2 separate regions of the Homo sapiens genome follow, and region 1 is linked to region 2. Evidence: chromatin contacts called from ENCODE Hi-C data. All regions are on one chromosome and are shown on one strand. Each heading gives the region's core, a stretch centred on a gene start or an enhancer-like site at or near the end of the contact. The rest is flanking DNA. Distances are from core to core; before and after follow the strand shown.

The links. Hi-C counts contacts between places; a loop is a spot of excess contacts on that map. Pooled maps may share reads with other maps.
Region 1: a map of CD4-positive, alpha-beta T cell shows a loop between it and region 2 (7-fold over the local background). The contact joins the promoter of TUBGCP2 here to the promoter of MKI67 in region 2. A Hi-C loop is called at or near these places in 1 of 168 maps with a recorded cell type or tissue (CD4-positive, alpha-beta T cell), 1 of 37 single-sample maps with no recorded cell type and 3 of 50 pooled maps.

What each region holds. Positions count from the first base shown.
Region 1 is chr10:133,306,677-133,310,752 of GRCh38, forward strand. It overlaps TUBGCP2 (tubulin gamma complex component 2), which reads right to left and starts at 2,196. Exons shown (of 18, transcript NM_006659.4): 1 at 2,147-2,196. ZNF511-PRAP1 (ZNF511-PRAP1 readthrough) reads left to right here and starts at 2,238. Exons shown (of 9, transcript NM_001396060.1): 1 at 2,238-2,420; 2 at 2,714-2,787; 3 at 3,100-3,301; 4 at 3,488-3,612. The coding sequence starts at 2,268. It overlaps ZNF511 (zinc finger protein 511), which reads left to right and starts at 2,238. Exons shown (of 6, transcript NM_145806.4): 1 at 2,238-2,420; 2 at 2,714-2,787; 3 at 3,100-3,301; 4 at 3,488-3,612. The coding sequence starts at 2,268. RefSeq lists enhancers at 1,373-1,602, 2,326-3,021, 2,429-2,723 and a silencer at 1,833-2,682.
Region 2 is chr10:128,124,162-128,128,414 of GRCh38, forward strand. MKI67 (marker of proliferation Ki-67) reads right to left here and starts at 2,262. Exons shown (of 15, transcript NM_002417.5): 1 at 1,938-2,262; 2 at 1,415-1,595. The coding sequence starts at 1,506. RefSeq lists a silencer at 2,042-2,411 and an enhancer at 2,522-2,751.

The DNA of each region.
Region 1 (4,076 bases), core at 946-3,445, 5.2 Mb after region 2:
ACTCCAGAGGCTGGGGCAGGAGAATGGCATGAACCCGAGAGGCGGAGCTTGCAGTGAGCCAAGATCACACCACTGCATTCCAGCCTGGGCAACAGAGCGAGACTCTGTCTCAAAAAATAATAATAAAAAAAATAAAAACTACCTTCAGGAAACTTCGTATCTCTTCTAGAAATAGAAGCACAGATGCCCGCACGTCATGAGTGTTCATCCCATGAGGAGCCTGCTGCTCTCCCTGAATGTGGGGACCGGGCCTCCAAGAGGGCAGCCCGTACTCGCACAGAGTCCCTCCCCCCAGAAGACCTTTGGAAAAGTCCTAGGGCAACTCTGGGGTGTCACGGTCATGGAAGGGTGCTCTCGCTACTTAGAGGGCAAGGGCGGGGGATGCTAATCATCAACAGAGCTGTCCCGCCAGAAATGCACAGCGTCCCACTGAAAACACAGCTCTGAGGAACATCTAGCCGTGGCTGCTTCTTGGAGGAACGTCTAGCCATGGCCGCTGACTTGGCCTTCTTGATGCTCCTGAATTCTTACTATTAATCACACAAACTGACAGGCCCAGCAACTGTGACTGGGAGGGACTGACGTCCTCCTCACAGAGGCTGTGAGCTACCGCAGGGACGCGTGCTGAGGGAAGCAATGCACGCATGTCACACTCCACCACGGACAAGCGGGGCACACACTCCTAGTGAGCACACACTCCAAGTGATTAAAACACAGAGGGACGTGAAAAAGAGTCTCTGTTGAGAGCTCAAAGCTAACTGTACAAATTGGTTTGAAAAATGTTATTTTACAACTTGTGGAAAATGTCAAGAGCCCAAAGGCTTTTACAGAGACAGAAAGTACAGTCATGCATCACTCAACATTCTGAGAAATGCCTGGCCAACATGGTGAAAACCAGTCTCTACCAAAAATACAAAAATTGGCCAAGCCTGGTGGCGCACACTTGTAATCCCAGCTACTTGGGAAGCTGAGGCACGAGAATCGCTTGAACCCAGCAGGCAGAGGTTGCAGTGAGCCCAGATCGCGCCACTGCACTCCAGCCTGAGCGACAGAGAGAGACACTATCTCCAAAAGAAAAAAAGAGAAACGTATGGTTACATGATTTCCTTCTGTGCGATCATCAGAGTCACTCGCAGACCTGGATGGTGTACGGCCTACAATGCACCTAAACCACCTAGAGGAGCCTCTTGCTCGTGGGCTACAAACCTGCCCAGCAGGTGGCGGTGCTGAACACTAGACAACTGTAACACAGAGATATTTGTGTATCTAAACATGGAAAAAGTACAGGGGCAGGCATGGTGGCTCACGCCTGCAGTTACAGCTCTTTGGAACGCTGAGGCAGCAGGACCACTTGAGCCCAAGAATTTGAGGCCGCAGCGATCTATCAGCTATGATCGCACCATTGCACTCCAGCCTGGGTGACAGACGAGAAAGCTAAAGCCTCTATCCGCCACTGGGCCCATTCTCTGCAGTAGATCTGAAGCGTCCACTGCTTCCCGCGTGTGTTGTCATTCACCATTTTAATTAGGTGACTCTTTACTCTGACGTCTGTCTCTCCTACAAGGCTGCCGCGCCCTCCTGTGATGCCTTCCCCCACACGCCCTGAGCACCTAGCACAGGTCCTGTGTTTCACGGGAGCTGCGGGGACTGGAGAGGTCGACAGGACCCCGACAAACCAGGAAAGGGCCTTTGAACTAAAGTAACGGGAAGTCACCCAAGGGCTTTAAATTAAAAACGGTTACAATAAAACTGGAGTCACTTTGGCTCCAGTTCGCGACTGGTTTAGAGGGAACAAGATCCAGGGACTGCAGCGGGAGACGACAGGCGGGGCAAGGCGGACGGGAGAGGGCGTGCGAGAGGGGGACCTGCGACCCGGCTTCCCAGGGCTGGGAGGGGACACCCGGGACGACCCGGAGGCCCGCTCCGCCCCGCCCCGGCTGAGTGTCGGGCCGCGGGGCAAGACGCTGGCCTGGCCGGTGCAGGCCCGAAGGGCTTCGGCCCCAGAGTTCGGGGACCGCTGCACAGCCAGAGGGAGCGCGCGGGAAGAGCCGCGTCCCGCCAGCCCCGTCGCCTCGTGGGCCCCCCCGGGCCTGGCAGTCCCCCAACCCCCTCATCACGCCCGCGCCCGCGTTCGGCCAGGACTCACCGCAGTCCCGGAGCCACAGCCCCCGCGCAGCCCCCGACGGCGGCGGAAGTGAGCGTGACGTCACGTCCGGCTCGGCTCGCGGACGGTGGCCGACAGGCTGCGCCCGCCCGCGCCCGGGGTGATGCAGTTGCCCCCCGCGCTGTGCGCCCGCCTCGCTGCGGGGCCCGGGGCGGCGGAGCCGCTGCCTGTAGAGCGGGATCCCGCGGCTGGGGCCGCGCCCTTTCGCTTCGTTGCGCGCCCCGTGCGCTTCCCGCGGGAGCACCAGTTCTTCGAGGTGCGTGAGCAAAAGAGGGAAAAAGTAGTTGTAGGATCCAGTGGGGCCTACGGCGGCGAGGCGGGGCCGGAGCCTGGAGTGGGAGGGGCCTACGACTGCGGGGCGGGGCCGGAGCCTGGGACAGGCGGGACCTGAGGTGGTGGGGCGGGGCCGGAACGTGGAGTGGGCGGGGCCTGAGGCTGTGGGGCGGGACCGGAGCGCGGGATGACTGGGGCCACGGGTGTGGGCGAGGCCTGACGCGGTGGGCGTGCCGCGAGTCACCTGGCCCCGCCCACGGCGCACTTTTCCTGCAGGATGGGGACGTGCAGCGCCACCTCTACCTCCAGGACGTGATCATGCAGGTGGCCGACGTGCCTGAGAAGCCCAGGTAAGCGAATGGGCAGTGCCTAGCCAGTGCTACTCCTGCGCCGCCTCCCTGACCGGTGCCTGGTCCCTGGGGCTGTGCTGCCGCTCTTCCATGTGCGGCCGCCCCACCGAGGCGCTGTGCCTGTCCAGCTTTGGCGTGGCCGACTCTTCCACCACCTAGCCTGTTTGTGAAACTTAATTCATAAAAAGAGGGTTTGGGATTGCAAAAGATGCATAGGGGCTTTATTGGACGTCTCAAAGGGAAACTGTGCAGAAAGTCCAGCTTGGTTCCTCGCACCGGAGGAAGGGCTCCTGAAGCACGTCTCCTTGGCAGGGTGCCCGCGTTTGCCTGCCAGGTGGCCGGCTGCTGCCAGGTGTTCGATGCCCTGGACGACTACGAGCACCACTACCACACGCTGCACGGAAATGTTTGCTCCTTTTGCAAGCGGGCCTTCCCTTCCGGACACCTGCTGGACGCCCACATCCTGGAGTGGCACGATTCGCTCTTCCAGATCCTGTCTGAGAGGCAGGACATGGTGGGTGACAACTGCACAGCCGCCGAGGCCACCCCCCATTGGTGATGGGCTCAGAGTGCTGCCCCCAGCTCTCGGGTGCTCGGGCAAGGCCGGGGACACCTTTCCGCCCTTGGCAGCTCTGCTACGGGGGCATGGCGGTGGGGGAGGGCCAGGGGTCAGAGGGAGGTGACACGGTCTCCATTTCAGTATCAGTGCTTGGTAGAAGGCTGCACAGAGAAGTTCAAGACCAGCAGAGACCGGAAGGATCACATGGTGAGGATGCACCTGTACCCCGCGGACTTCCGGTTTGATAAGCCAAAGAAAAGCAGAAGGTAGGGAGCCGCCAGGCTCAGCACGTGTCTGCTTTTGATTTTAGGAAAAGGTTTCCAACTAGCCGGAATGCATAGACGGTCAGACTTATTAAGCACTTGTGTGTCACCTAATGGGGTGTTCACCTGCAGGTACCTGAAGCCCTGGCAACACAGCTACAGGTGGTTGTGCCAGCGGCCACCCTGCCGAAGGGAGGCTGGAGGGGAGCCCCTGGCTGCCCAGCTCTGTGCCGGTGGAGGCAGCAGAGGGGGTGTGGGAATGAGCGGGCGCAGCGCCTCCGCACTCACACCCCTCTGGGCCATGCCTGTACCTCCTGCAGCAGTCGGCCGTGGTCATCCGCACTCACACCCCTCGGGGCCGTGTCTGTACCTCCTGCAGCCGTCGGCCGTGCTCACACATCATGCAGCCCTGGCTTTCCTTTTGTCCTGGTTGGTTGTGCGCATATGAACTTGATGACAAAGCTGTT
Region 2 (4,253 bases), core at 1,012-3,511:
TATATTTTTCCTTTTCAAGAGAAAGGTATCTATGGAAAGTGAAAAGCTTCCTTAACCCCAATAAAATAATTTGATTTTAAGGTAACAGGACATCAGAGCAAAGGAAAGACTATCCCTTACAACTGAGAATTTGTTTGGCAGGAGGACGACTATAGATGGGTGTTTCTGAGCTTTGGCACTGTTGACATCTTGGGCCAGATGCTTCTGTATTGTGGGGGCTGCCCTGAGCCTGGTAGGATGCCCACCCTGACCTCTCCTCCGCGATGACAGCGCATGCCCCTGTCCTATATTGTGACATGGAAATTCAAATGAATCCTGGAAGGTTAGATGACCCTCCTGTGAGAACCACTGTTCTCAAGAGATTGCAAATCCATGGCTCCAGCCCATGTTTCTACTGACCCTTGCCAGAATGCTAGGTATTGATCACACCCCCTATGCCAGACACCATCCCTGGCCCTACACACGTGATTAGTAACAAGACAGTCTTTGCCTTTGGGGAGCTCAGCCTAGTGGGAGACAAACCCACAACTCACCCCTGAAGCTGTGGGGTTGGAAATACAAGTTTTCATGCAAGGCTTCCTCAGAGGTGACATTTCACCTGATGCCTGAATGATGGAAATCACACAAGCTTGAGGAAGGGGAGAACTTTCCCATTGTAAACTTCCAAGTGTGTAAGAAGTACCAAGGTGAACAAAGGCTTGGAATGCCTTAGGCGGGAGGAACAAGGTAGGGGATGGGGTTGGGAGGACAGGGTGAGGCCGGGATGGGGTTGGGAGGACAGGGTGAGGCCTGAATCCCGTGTGGTCTGGGAAATGACCACACGGGAAATGACCCCCCTTCTCAGGCCTCTAGTGGGACACATGTCAGAGGCTGATGGGGCACTGTCAGCAACTATACCTGTTATACAGGGACAGGGTTATTACCACCACCAAACAGGACAGCAATATAAGAGGAAACGTTCTCGAATTCCAGGCAGGAAGACTTTCTGTCCCATTTTCCTATTGCCACAAGGAGCCAAGAGACAAGTGTATGGCTTCCTTCCTTCATTCTCTGTGTCCCCAGTGGCCAGGGATGCCCACTGTGGAGGCACCCGGGGGCGCACAGTGTCTTCAGACGCCTGCCTGCAGCCAGTGACATATGAAGATCATCTACATCTTTCTTTACCGCAACATTAGCAAATCGATTTTTTTAATTGGCTTGATTTTTAAAACCACTTAAACATACAAACTAGCATCAAATTTATACTTACAAAACAAAAAAACACAACTATGTCAACTTAGTAACGAATGGGAGAAGCACCAAGGAAAAGTGACGGCAGGACCCAATCCTAGAGCGCGTTTCTGGACTTTATTCTGTGACTAAGGTATTTTCCTCTTTCTCAGCTAAAACGTCCGCGCGCGCCCGCGGGGCTCACCTTCCAAACAAGCAGGTGCTGAGGCTCAGGGGAAAGTGGGGACCGTCGACCCCGCTCCTTTTGATAGTAACCAGGCGTCTCGTGGGCCACATTTTCTAAACAGTAAGTTGAGTATAATCCGTAGGGGAAGGCCAGGTATAATCCGTAGGGGAAGGCCAGAAGCAAATTTACAACTCTTCCACTGCAAAAGAGGTGCGAGTTACTCTGATAGCAAAGGAGCTAAGAAGGGCCCCGTGCCCAATTCACCTATCCCCGGCCACAGAAGCGCACACCGCAGCTAGCTAGCGGGGACCCCAGGACGATCCGACCGCAGCCCCCGGCGCCCCAAAGTCCGGCAGCTGGGGTGTTGTCGCCAGCGCCTGCGCCTCCTGGGAGCTTCCACCGAGACGCCCTCGCCAGAGCCCAGGAGGAGTCGGGCCCAGGCCGCGCGTCTGTCCCCTGCCCGTCCCCGCAGAGCTCGGGGGGTCCCCGCGGCTCAGCCCTCGACCCCGGACAGCTCCCAGGAGTCCCGGCCGCAGCTCACCTGGGACGATCCGGCCCGCAAGGCCACTTGTCGAACCACCGCTCGTCAAGTCGCACCCAAAGTCCGCCGCAGGAGGAGCCGGCGCCGCGCTCACCTCCGCCCGGTAAGCTGCGCCCGCCACGCTCCGCACACACCGGGCCGCAGCCCGCGGGGTCGCGTTCGCTGCACCCCGGCCTGCAGTCCCCGCTGCTCCCGCCGCCGCCTCTGACGGGGACCCGGTGGCCCTACAGGCTACGTCCCCGGGCGCCCGGCTCTAGCGGCTCCCACCGAGTCGAGTCCTCCCGCCCGCCCGCCCGCCCGCAGCGTCAGCCCTCCACTTCCTTCTTCCAGCCCGGCGCGCCCGCCCAATTCAAACGAAAACGAAGATTCAAATTCTGGCGCTAAGCGCTGCGATTGAACGGGAAAGCGCGGCATGGGACCAATAGGAAGGGAGCGCAGGGCGTGGGCGGGGAGGGGGCGGGGAAACCGGGCTCGCGGGGCGGGGCTGGCGTGTCCGCGGGCGAGCCACTCACGCATCCGGAGGAAAATACCTGGGTGCATCCCCGGCGAGGGCGGCTGGCGGAGGGCAGAGGTGGAACACGCTCCCACCGAGATAACCCGTCCTGCTATCCTTTTCTTAAAGGACCAAACATCTGGGACACTATAACATTACTCATTGCCAGAAGATTTAAAACTGCTAAAAATTAAAAACAGGCGGGACGCGGTGGCTCACGCCGGTAATCCCCGCACTTTGGGAAGCTGAAGCAGGAAGATCCCTTGAGCCCGGGAGTTCAGAACCAGCCTGGGCCACCTGGAGAGAACCCATCTCTACAAAAAATTCGCCAGGCGTGGTGGCGCCCCTGTAGTTCTAGCTACTGGGACAGCTGAGGTGGGAGGATCGCTTGAGCCGGGGCGGTCGAGGCTGCAGTGAGCTGAGATCGCGCCACTGCACTCCAGCCTGGGCGACAGAGCAAAGCCCTGTCTCAAAAAAAAAAAAAAAAAAAAAAAAAAAATCGAAACCTTCCTCTTCAGTGCATACATCTTACCAAACACAAAAACAACCAATTATATAAAGTAGTTTGGTGTGTCTTTTCCTGCTATACGTGTATTCTCTTTTTCAAAAGCACAGAAAAAAAGGTCATAACATACACAACACGATTCTATACTTTGTGCTCTCTGCTTTTAAATATCCTGAGGCTATCTCCACTGAACACATTCTCGCTTTTACTCTCTGATGGCTGCAGAGCACTGGGCTTCGGGAAACCATAATTTACTTAATCATTACTATTGCCACATACTTAGGTTTACAATGTTTTGTTATTAGAAAACATTCTTCAATTGAAATGGCTTGTGCATGCCAAGATGGGTGAATCCTAAAATAATTCTACACAGGATTCTATCGGGGTCTGCTTCAGTTGCGCTGGTGGCCATGTGGGCTCAGTAGGCCACCTGGGGTGAAGTGAATGGAGCCTAAACACGCTTTTGGTGACAACGGCCTCTCTGCCCCATCTCACCTCCTCCAGCTCCCCAGCAACCCTTGGAGCTTGGCTCCCTTGATCAGGGAGGCCTCGATGCAGGGGACCCCTGAGGACTTCCTATTCCTTTCAGAGAGTCCATAAGGTCAAAACCATTTATCTAATGACCCTCTGTGTTACTTGCCCTTCTCATTCTCATGCTCCCAAGAGTGTGGGGTGTGGTTCTGCAAATGCAGAAGCAGTGAGGAGACTCCCACTGTCTCCGTTTCAACCAGGTATTACAGAGATTTGCAAAAATGTGAACTAAAGCGCTGTTTTCATTTTGTTGTTTTTTTTCCATAAAAATAAGTTATTGGTGTTAGCATGAAATAGGTGCATCACTATCTTAAAATGAATCAATAAATGAATATTTTTAAATTCCTTAGCCTTAACTTAAAATATATAAATATAGCTAGATATAACCCATCCACATTAACAAAAATTCCTGGTGGTTCTCAATAATTCTTAAGAGTGTAAAGGGACCACAAGATTGAAAAGACTGAGCCCTCTGCTCTAGAGCAACTACAAAGATATCAGCTGCTGATGGAAATAGAGAAACTGGGAAAGCAACATAAAAGCACAGGACAGCAACTCTAAATTGTATGGGCCAAGTCTGACGTAGAAAAATTCAGTGCGGGGATACTATTATATAAACGTTTTAGGGGGCATGAGTTTCCATGTTTTCCCCCATTAAACGATCAAACAAAGCCCACCACTGCATAACCCCATAAAACACAACTTTTCTCATCCTAATTACTGCTTGTTTCCAGAGACAGTTCTTCCACCCTCATGGATGCAGCCTAATTAGAACTAGAAGGTGCTA